2 separate regions of the Homo sapiens genome follow, and region 1 is linked to region 2. The links are chromatin loops, found by intact Hi-C in ENCODE. Cell type or tissue: ascending aorta. All regions are shown on one strand.

Region 1 (5,000 bases), 100 kb after region 2:
GTCTTATCAAAGTTATTTATAGAGTTCTGAAGTGAGCAGGACATTAAATGAAGGACAAAAGGTAAAAAAACAAACAAACAAAAACCCACAAATAAATCAAACCATCTCCTAGCCTCAAATAGCTTATTATTAGAGAAATGAAAGCTACCTATGAAAATTAGAACAGTCCTTTCAAAACAACATATCAATGAGAACTCTGGAACTGTTTATGCAGGAAGGTGATATATTCTATCAGATAACCTTTTAGGCCAGGCGCAGTGGCTCACAACTATAATCCCAGTACTCTGGGAGGCTAAGGCGGAAGGATGGCTTGAGGCCAGAAGCTTAAGACTCGCCGGGGTAATACAGTGAGACCTTATCTCTACAAAAAAAAAAAAAAAAAATTTAATTAGCCAGGCACGGTGGCATGTGCCTACAGTCCCAGCTACCACTGCACTCCAGACTGGGTGACAGAGTGAGACTCTGTCTCTAAAAACAAAAAGGGGGGCTGGGGGTGGTTTAAAATAATAATATTTTTATAAATACCAAACATCTGGTATGTGTTGGCAATTTTTTTGTATGATATCCCCTAATGAGGGTCTGTTATGTACCGATTACTATTTTAGGCACTGAGGATTCAGCAGTGAACATAACAGAAAAAATACTGGGGGGATGGGAAAGCATAGAAGGTGGGAAAGACAGATGATAAATTAATTCTTAAAGATACAGCAGACAATGAACCACGGTACGCCCAGACTTTTTAAATAAATGATTTGACAGAGTAACTGGGATACCACTTTAGATTGGAGGATGAGGGGTTGATCAGGGAAGGCCTCTTTGAGGAAGGGATGTCTAGGTTGAAAAGAAGGATCCAGCCTTGTGAAAATACAGGGAAGGACATTCTAGCAGAGGAACAGCTGATGCAAAGGCTCTGAGGTAGGAACAATTCAGCAGGCAAGAGATAAAGTCAGAGAGGCACGCAGAGGCCACATCACACAAGGGGTTTGTAGGCCAGACTTTTGTAAGCCAGCATAAGGAGTTTGAGTTTTATTCTAAATAGGATGAAAAGCCACTGAAGGGTTTTAAGTAAGAGTAACATGATCTGACTCATGTTTAAAACTCTGTCAAAGTGTTAAAAAATTATAATATAGGCCGGGTGCAGTGACGCATGCCTGTAATCCCAGCACTTTGGGAGGCCGAGGTGGGCAGATCACCTTAGGTCAGGAGTTCGAGACCAGCCTGGCCAACATGGTGAAACCCCCATCTCTACTAAAAATACAAAAATTAGCTGGGTGTGGTGGCAGGCACCTGTAATCCCAGCTACTCTGGAGACTGAGGCAGGAGAATCACTTGAACCTGAGAGGCGGAGTTGCAGTGAGCTGAGATCGCGCCATTGCACTCCAGCCTGGGGAACAAGAGCAAGACTTCGTCTCAAAAAAAAAAAAAAAAAGAAAAGAAAAGAATAATAATAATAACTGGGAAAACACAAACTTTGGCAGTTCCATGATTTTGATAAATTACTAGAATATTATTAATAGGATAATGCTATTGTGCTTATGTTTTTTAATAGCCCCATTGAGATACAAATTAACATACAATTTACTCACTTAAACTGCACAAATTCAATGGTTTTTATAGGTGCACAGAGTTGTGCAACTATCACATGCTTGTGGTTTTTGTTAAAGGGTGTCCTTATTTTTTACTAATATACTGGACTACAGATGTTCCCCAACTTACAACAGTTCAACTTAATGGTTTTTCAACTATCACAGCTCACCACAGCCTCGACCTCTTGGGCTCAAGTGATCCTCTCACCTCAGCCTCCCTGGTAGCTGGAACTGCAGTCATGTGTCATCACACCTGGCTAATTTTTGTATTTTTTTGTAGGAATGGGGTTTCACCAGGTTAGTCTCAAATTCCTAGGCTCAAGCGATCTGCCAGCCTCAGCATCCCAGAGTGCTGGGATTACAGGTGTGAGCTACTGTACCTGGCCTTAAGTGTATTTTCAATTTACAATGGTTCTATGAGGACGTGGCCCCACAGTAAGTTGAGGAGCACTGGGTATGTATGAATAAAATGGCATGACAGGCCTTCTCTTTCCAGTTCTTCCCAGAATTGGGAAAAGCTGGGTTGAGAGGGTAAGAAAAGAAAAACAAATAAATTTTTTAAAAAGAAAAAGAGATGGCATGATATCTGGAATTGTTTCACAAGAATTCAGGGAGTAGGAAGAGATACAGAGTGGCCATTATTGCTAAGTTCTGGAGGAGGGTGATGGGTACATCAATTAATTATGCTATTTGATTTCTGAAGCTTTGATAATTTCCATGATTTTTTTTAAAAAGGTCACTCTGGCTGTTGTGTGCAATATGGCTTGTAAACGTGGGCAAAAGAAATGCAGGGAGGCTAATTACAAAGAGATGGCAATAGTGCAGGTAAAGGATACTGGTGGTTTGGACTAGAAAGTCAGTAGTAAAATGGAGATCATTTTTAACATAGAGAGAAATATGTGACTTTTTTTTTTTTTTTTTTTTTGAGACAGAGTTTCCCTCTGTTGCCCAGGCTGGAGTGCAGTGGCACCATCTCAGCTCACTGCAAGCTCTGCCTCCCGGGTTCATGCTATTCTCCTGCCTCAGCCTCCTGAGTAGCTGGGACTACAGGCGCCCACCATCACGCCCGGCTAATTTTTTGTATTTGTTTTTTTTTTTTTAGTAGAGATGGGGTTTCACTGTGTTAGCCAGGATGGTCTCGATCTCCTGACCTCGTGATCTGCCCGCCTGGGCCTCCCAAAGTGTTGGGATTACAGGTGTGAGCCACCGTGCCCGGCCTTGTATGTGGCTTTAAGATTTATTTTGGAGGAAGATTTATAGAGCTGCTGATGGGGAACCTGGGGCTGGTGATACATTACTTCTTTAGTGGGGAAAAAACTTTTTAAAACATTAACCAAAAAATTAATACTCAGTTTAGTTTTTCTGCCTAGCACATAGGAAAATGCCTTATAGAGGTCTGCCAATTCTGTGTTATTTTCATTCTACCTACAGGGCACTTTGGAGAAATTATTTCTTTAGGCAGAGAGAAAGACAACACTATGATTTCTTTCATAGAATTCTGCCCTAATACCAAAAATAAATTCTGAACTCCTGCCAACTAGATGAAATTCCAGAAGAGAGACCTCATTTCTGGATTTGATGTCTAAAATGCCTGGCACACAGTAAGAATTCAATAAAATGCTTTTGAACTAAATGAAATAGCCTCCTAGATGGAATCTAGATGGGTTCCACCACCAGTTAAAAAATACACTATCTCTCTTACCAACCACAACAAAATAAAGTGAAAAACAGGAATGATGTAATATTTAAAAGTTTGCATGACACAGATTTGTCCCTTAATGGGAAAATTTAATAAAGATGCCAATTCTCCTTAAATTAATTTACATAGAATGTAATTTCAATTAAATCCCAATGAAGAGCCTCAGAAAATTATTTTAAATGCCTTCTGGAAGAATAAACAGATAAGGATGTCAAAGAAAATCCTTAAAAATGGTAAGGGGAAATCTCACATATTAAAACATTATAACCATTAAAAGTGCAATACTATCTTAAAAACTTTTTTTTAATGCGATACTGTCGAAAGAAGAGACAGATGAGTGAATAAAAAACAATAAAAAATACAAAAAGAGACTGGGCACCATGGCTCATGCCTGTAATCCCAGCACTTTGGGAGGCTGAGGTGGGTGGATCGCTTGATGCCAGCAGTTCGAGACCAGCCCAGCCAACATGATGAAATCCCATTTCTACTAAAAATACAAAAATTAGCAGAGACGGGGTTTCACCATCTTGGCCAGGCTGGTCTTGAACTCCTGACCTCGTGATCCACCCACCTCAGCCTCCCAAAGTGCTGGGAATACAGGCGTGAGCCACCACACCCAGCCAGGGTGAGGCTTTTTCTTTTTTTTTTTTTTTTTTTTTTATTATACTCTAAGTTTTAGGGTACATGTGCACATTGTGCAGGTTAGTTACATATGTATACATGTGCCATGCTGGTGCGCTGCACCCACTAATGTGTCATCTAGCATTAGGTATATCTCCCAATGCTATCCCTCCCCCCTCCCCCGACCCCACCACAGTCCCCAGAGTGTGATATTCCCCTTCCTGTGTCCATGTGATCTCATTGTTCAATTCCCACCTATGAGTGAGAATATGCGGTGTTTGGTTTTTTGTTCTTGCGATAGTTTACTGAGAATGATGGTTTCCAATTTCATCCATGTCCCTACAAAGGATATGAACTCATCATTTTTTATGGCTGCATAGTATTCCATGGTGTATATGTGCCACATTTTCTTAATCCAGTCTATCATTGTTGGGCATTTGGGTTGGTTCCAAGTCTTTGCTATTGTGAATAGTGCCGCAATAAACATACGTGTGCATGTGTCTTTATAGCAGCATGATTTATACTCATTTGGGTAAAAAAAAAAAAAAAAATTAGCCAGGAGTGGTGGTGAGCACTTGTAATCCCAGCTACTCAGGAGGCTGAGGCAGAGAACTGCTTGAACCCGGGAGGCGGAGGTTGCAGTGAGCTGAGATCACGCCATTGCACTCCAGCCTGGGTGACAGAGTGAGACTCCGTCTCAAAAAAAAAAAAGCTTCACCCTGCCTTTTGAATCCCAGAGAACCTGTTCTGGGCCAACAATGCACCACCAGGCTTTCCCAAGTGCACCAAACATAGTTTTGAATAGTTTTCCTTGGGCAAAGCTCCTCTTTCCTTTTGAACTTCAGCCAGAGGGCCCTCACAGGCAGAAGACTAAATTTCAGATGCTTCTGTCTTGCCCTCTCCCTCCCTCTCAATAAATTTTCTGAAAAAGTTAAAAAAAAAAAAAAAAAAAAAAAAAAAATTATATCAAATAGATAAACTACATGCATACACATAAAACAATTCCCTCACCCATAGATAACTCACGTGTATACATTGGTGCGTATTTCCAGACTCCCAATAAAAACATGAATATGAATATAAAAAAAAAAAAA
Region 2 (5,000 bases):
TGCTTACCATCAGAGGGATAGAATTTCTAGGAAGGGAGTTGAGTTTCTGGTTCCTTCCTGCTCTGTGATACATAACACATAATATCTCCAGGGTTCTCTGACACGTATGTTATTTTCCCTTCTGTTTCCTTTTGGATTGCTCTGAGCATAGTAAAATACCTGTCCTGCAAAGGACTGCATCCTTCCCCTTTCCTAAAGCAGGTTTTTTTTCTGCTGAGAAAGATTACACAATGTCCTAAAACACACAATCAGATCTGAAATTTACTATGGTAAAATGGATACTTTATGCTAAATTTCAAATCCTGGCTGAACACTGTGCTGTATCAACATGATACAACAGCAGGTCATAGCCCAGACAATGAGAACATATCACATTTTATGCAATCAATGTGTTTTGAAAAGAGCTGTGTATAAACCAAATTTTTCTGAGGATTCTAAAACACAAGGCAAACCAACCAACCAACCAACCTGTTAAGGATCTATGTGGTTTTTAAAACAATCACTTCCTTAATTTATTTACCTTGCAATTTTTTTATTATTATATATGGTGTTTTCTGAAAAAGGAAAATTCCTCCTAAGCTACCAAGCAAAGCAAATAAGGCCAAAGAACTCCGTGTCCCCTGAGGCGATTTTCTCCTTTAGGCAAAATTTAGATTGGCACAGCTCCAAAGGAAAACAGACACTTCAGTGTATTTGTAGAGACCAAATCCCTTAAGTCACCAGAAGTCAAGATACCCAATCTATGATTTATTAGAAGATGTGGGCAGAAGAAACAGGTTAAGGCAGACCATTAAAAGGCTGTTACTGTGAAAGATATTTCCTAGGCACTCAAAATCTTGTGTTCACGTGTGTTGGGAATGGGAGGGTTGGGGGAAGAGGGTACATCTTTGGATAAATAGATCGAGATGCCAAGCAAGAATATACGTTTTAATAAATATTTAACTGCTTCTTTCTGTTGACATCCTGGGGATTATAAGTGTTTGTAAAGTAAACTTGAAATAGAAATTGGATATTTACCTAAGATATTGAAAAAGTCCAGGGATCAAAAGGAGAAAATAACGAGACCTCTGAATGGGGAAAGTAGTATCAAGGGACCCAGGTACAAATAACAGAGCTTACAGCCTCTCGTCACCTCTTGTTTACATTTGACAATGTAACTTTACAACCAGCTTTGTAGAGACCAGACACGCCTTTGTATTCTCAATAAAATGAAAAACTGGCCAAGCGCAGTGGCTCACACCTGTAATCCCAGCACTTTGGGAGGCCAAGGCGGGTGGATTGCCCGAGCTCAGGAGTTTGAGACCAGCCTGGGCAACACAGTGAAACCCTGTCTGTACTAAAATACAAAAAAATTAGCTGGGCGTGGCAGCGTGTGCCTGCAGTCCCAGCTACCTGGGAGGCTGAGGCAGGAGAATTGCTTGAACCCGGGAGGCAGGGGTTGCAGTGAGCCGAGATAGTGCCACTGCACTCCAGCCTTGGCGACAGAGCGAGACTGTGTCTCCAGAAGAAAAAAGAAAAAGGAAAACCATGTTCATAGATTTTAAATATATGGGCAATTTTTCTTATTTCACATTTACCAATAGAAAACAATGTTATTCTAAGATCAGTACTTTCTTTTCAGCTACCTCTTTCTTAAATTCCAGTTTCAAAGGACAATACAAACTTCCAAAACTCAAACATCTTTTCATATAAATTAAAAAGAAGGACAAAAACAATTTTATTTACCTGTTTTTGTTTAGGGTTCATCGGTTATTTTTTTTTTTAAAGGGGAGGAAAGGTTTCAGCTGTCTCCGAGGAATAAGACTACAAACAACGGTCAATGCAGTAGCAATGAACATCCTTACCACTCAGATTGTTATTTCTAAATATTATTTCCCACTAAAATGAAATATGGCTCCTTAGAGAAATAGCTGACTCTATGTCTGGGGCAGGAAACAAATGATGTAAGCCTGAAACACTTTTTTCTTATCAGAAAGCAAGGCAGCTATCAAAGACAATGGAGTTATTGCCTACAAATATCTATAAAAAAAATTACCAGAGAAACCAATGAGGGTCCTGTCAGAGGGACACAGAAGCTGACCCAGAGGGGCTTACTCTGACCAAAGAGGGGGAAAGATACTGTAATAGATTTAAACAAATCCAACCCATGGGCTCATATATTACCTTTGTAGGATGCTAGGGAACCAATATATAGATCATTTTATAAGGAGGTGTTAGGAAGCTCTTCTTTATTTTTTGAGACAAGTTTTGCTCTTTTTTTTTTTTTTTTTGAGACAGAGTCTTGCTCTGTCACTCAGGCTGGAGTGCAGTGGTGTGATCTCAGCTCATAGCAACCTCCACTTCCCGAGTTTAAGCGATTCTCCTGCCTCAGTCTCCCGTGTAGTTGAGATTACAGGCACCCGCCACCACGCCCAGCTAATTTTTGTATTTTTAGCAGAGACAGAGTTTCACCATGTTGGCCAACTGGTCTTGAACTCCTGGCCTCAAGTGATACACTTGCCTCTGCCTCCCAAAGTGCTGGGATTACAGGTGTGAACCTCTGCACCCTGTCAGAAGCTCTTCTTTATAGATTTTCAGCTAATAAATGTAGAAGGAGTGACAGAATTGAAAGACTACTGTTTTGCAGCACCTAAAGAAATAAAGATGAAGACAATGATCAACCACTAAATCATTAGGTGAAAGACTGTCAGGCAACTTTATCATGGATGTGTCAGATTGTCAATGACTAAACCCAAGAATCAATCTCACCATTACAGAAAGAAGAGAATCAGAGAGCAAATGCTCTCTGATTGATGTCATAGGAAGTACCTATGGTTTGTGTACCTATGAATTTTGTGCTAAAAAACTGAAACATAAATCTGGCCACACCTTTGTAAATAACCATCAGTCCACAGGAAATTCAGGAGTAAAAGAACATGTGGAATGATACCCCAGGAATACAACCAGCAATATCCAGATGGTAGAATACTCTACAGAACAAACGACCAGGTTTCTTGAAAAATAAATGGCAAGAAAAAATGGGGGAGGGAAGAGGAAACCTGGAGTAAAATGACTTAAGAGACATAGAAACCAAAGGCAGTATGTAGAACTTTGGGATCCTATTACTAAATACCATTTTGGATCCAATTACTAAATGACATTTACAAGACAATCAAGAAAATGTGAATACTAACTAAATACTTGATGATAATTAAGAAATTATTATTATACATGATAATAGTACTGTGGTTTAGAAGCAAAAAAGACTCCCACTGTTTTAGAGATACATACTGAGTTATTTAAAAGATGAAATGAGTGCCTGCTTTGGCAACACATATACTAAACATTGAAATGATACGAAGATTAGCATGACCCCTGAACAAGGATGACATGCAAATTCATGAAGTGTCCCATATTTTTTGTAGAAATCAGTTCAAGTAATCTACTGTACAACATGGTTTTTGTTTTGTTTTTTTTGAGATGGAGTCTCGCTCCGTCACCCAGGCTGGAGAGCAGTGGGGTGCTTTCGGCTCACTGCAACCTCTGCCTCCCAGGTTCAAGCGATTCTCCCACCTCAGCCTTCTGAGTAGCTGGGATTACAGGCATGCACTACTGCGCCTGGCTAATTTTTGTATTTTTTGGTAGAGACGGGGGTTTCACTATGTTGGCCAGGCTGGTCTCGAACTCCTGACCTCAGGTGATCCACCCACCTCGGTCTCCCAAAGTGCTGGGATTATAGGCGTGAGCCACTGCGCCTGGCCCAACATGGTGACTATAGTTACTAACAATGTATTATATACTTGAAAATCACTAGAGAGTATAGTTTAAAGTGTTCTCACCATAAAAAATAAGCATGTGAGGTATGCATATATTAGCTCGATTCATCCATTACACAATGTGCGGTATATATATTTCAAAACACCATGTTGTACACTACAAATATACAATTTTTGTTAGTTAAAAAGCTATGTCCCTAAAAAAAATAAAGATAAAATGGTATAGCTTGGATTTGCTTTAAAAATAGGAGGCCGAGCGCAGTGGCTCATGCCTGTAATCCCAGCACTTTGGGAGGTCAAGGTGGGAGGATGTCTTGAGGCTAGGGGTTCAAGACCAGCCTGGGTAACATAGCAAGGCCTCATATCTGGAAAAAAAAAATTAATTAGCTAGGCATGCTAGTGACTCCTGTAGTCACAGCTACTCAAGAGGCTGAGGTGGGAGGATCACCTGAGACCAAGGAGGTTGAGGCTGCAGTAAGCTATAATCACACCACTGCACTCCAGCCTGGGCAATGGGGTGAGACCCTGTCTCACAACAAATAAAAATAAATCAGAACATTGATGTGGTGGTTTATAGATGAAACCAAGTTGGGCACATGGTAAATGTTGAGGGTGAATGATGGGAATCAAGGGTTCATTATATTATTCTACTTGTAGGCATGCTTGAAAATTTCCATAATAAAAAGTTTTAGAAATGGGATTATTCATCTGAAAATATTTTTTATTTCTCTTCGTACATAAGTTTCTTAGCTCTTTGCTATTTGGTTGATTTAAGCATAGCCTTACAGATTATGGCTGCCCTAGAAAACTGCTCTGATTTACCTACAATAATCACTCATCTAGACTAGATGAGAACAAGCGCTTGGAGTCTGGTGAAAGTATGTCTCACCATCATTTGCTTAGAAAATGCTAGAACTGGAAGCAGTTCTAAAGAGTCTCAGCCCGTCTCCAAAAGAGCAACTCCTATCTGCTCTTTAAACTAGGGCAGGATGAGGTCAATGGCCTGAGGAAAGATGCCTCACAGTTTTCCCAGAGTAATTCCTGGCAATAAGCTGGGCAACTCAACTTGGGTTTGTGAAGGTAATTCTCATGAATCTAGACTCAGGCTGCCTTGTTTCTTCTTCCTAGTATACTTGAAGTGACCCCATGGCCTAGCAGCTTGTTAGTCCTGGATGAGGTTTTCAAATTGGAGCCCTATTCGCTGGATAACCACTCTAGTCTCCTCCTGCCAGGCTGGCACTCCCT

The links. A loop is a pair of places that touch in the nucleus more often than their neighbours do. Peaks named below come from ENCODE experiments on the same cell type or tissue, not always from the same donor. Only the 100,000 strongest peaks of a DNase experiment are listed, where the experiment ranks them.
Region 1: a loop joins it to region 2, with 4 times the contacts of the local background. A loop is called at or near these places in 1 of 110 quality-filtered maps.

Annotation. Positions count from the first base shown.
Region 1 is chr18:24,319,617-24,324,616 of GRCh38, forward strand. The region is part of intron 7 of OSBPL1A (oxysterol binding protein like 1A); the gene reads right to left. MIR320C2 (microRNA 320c-2) reads left to right here and starts at 2,059; the gene lies at 2,059-2,130. In ascending aorta, no CTCF peak of the experiment used is centred here; no DNase peak of the experiment used is centred here.
Region 2 is chr18:24,215,006-24,220,005 of GRCh38, forward strand. The region is part of intron 17 of OSBPL1A (oxysterol binding protein like 1A); the gene reads right to left. It also overlaps the pseudogene RNU6-435P. Among named protein-coding and RNA genes, the nearest start is that of CABYR, 78 kb to the left of the region's middle. In ascending aorta, no CTCF peak of the experiment used is centred here; no DNase peak of the experiment used is centred here; H3K27ac peaks cover 2,332 bases.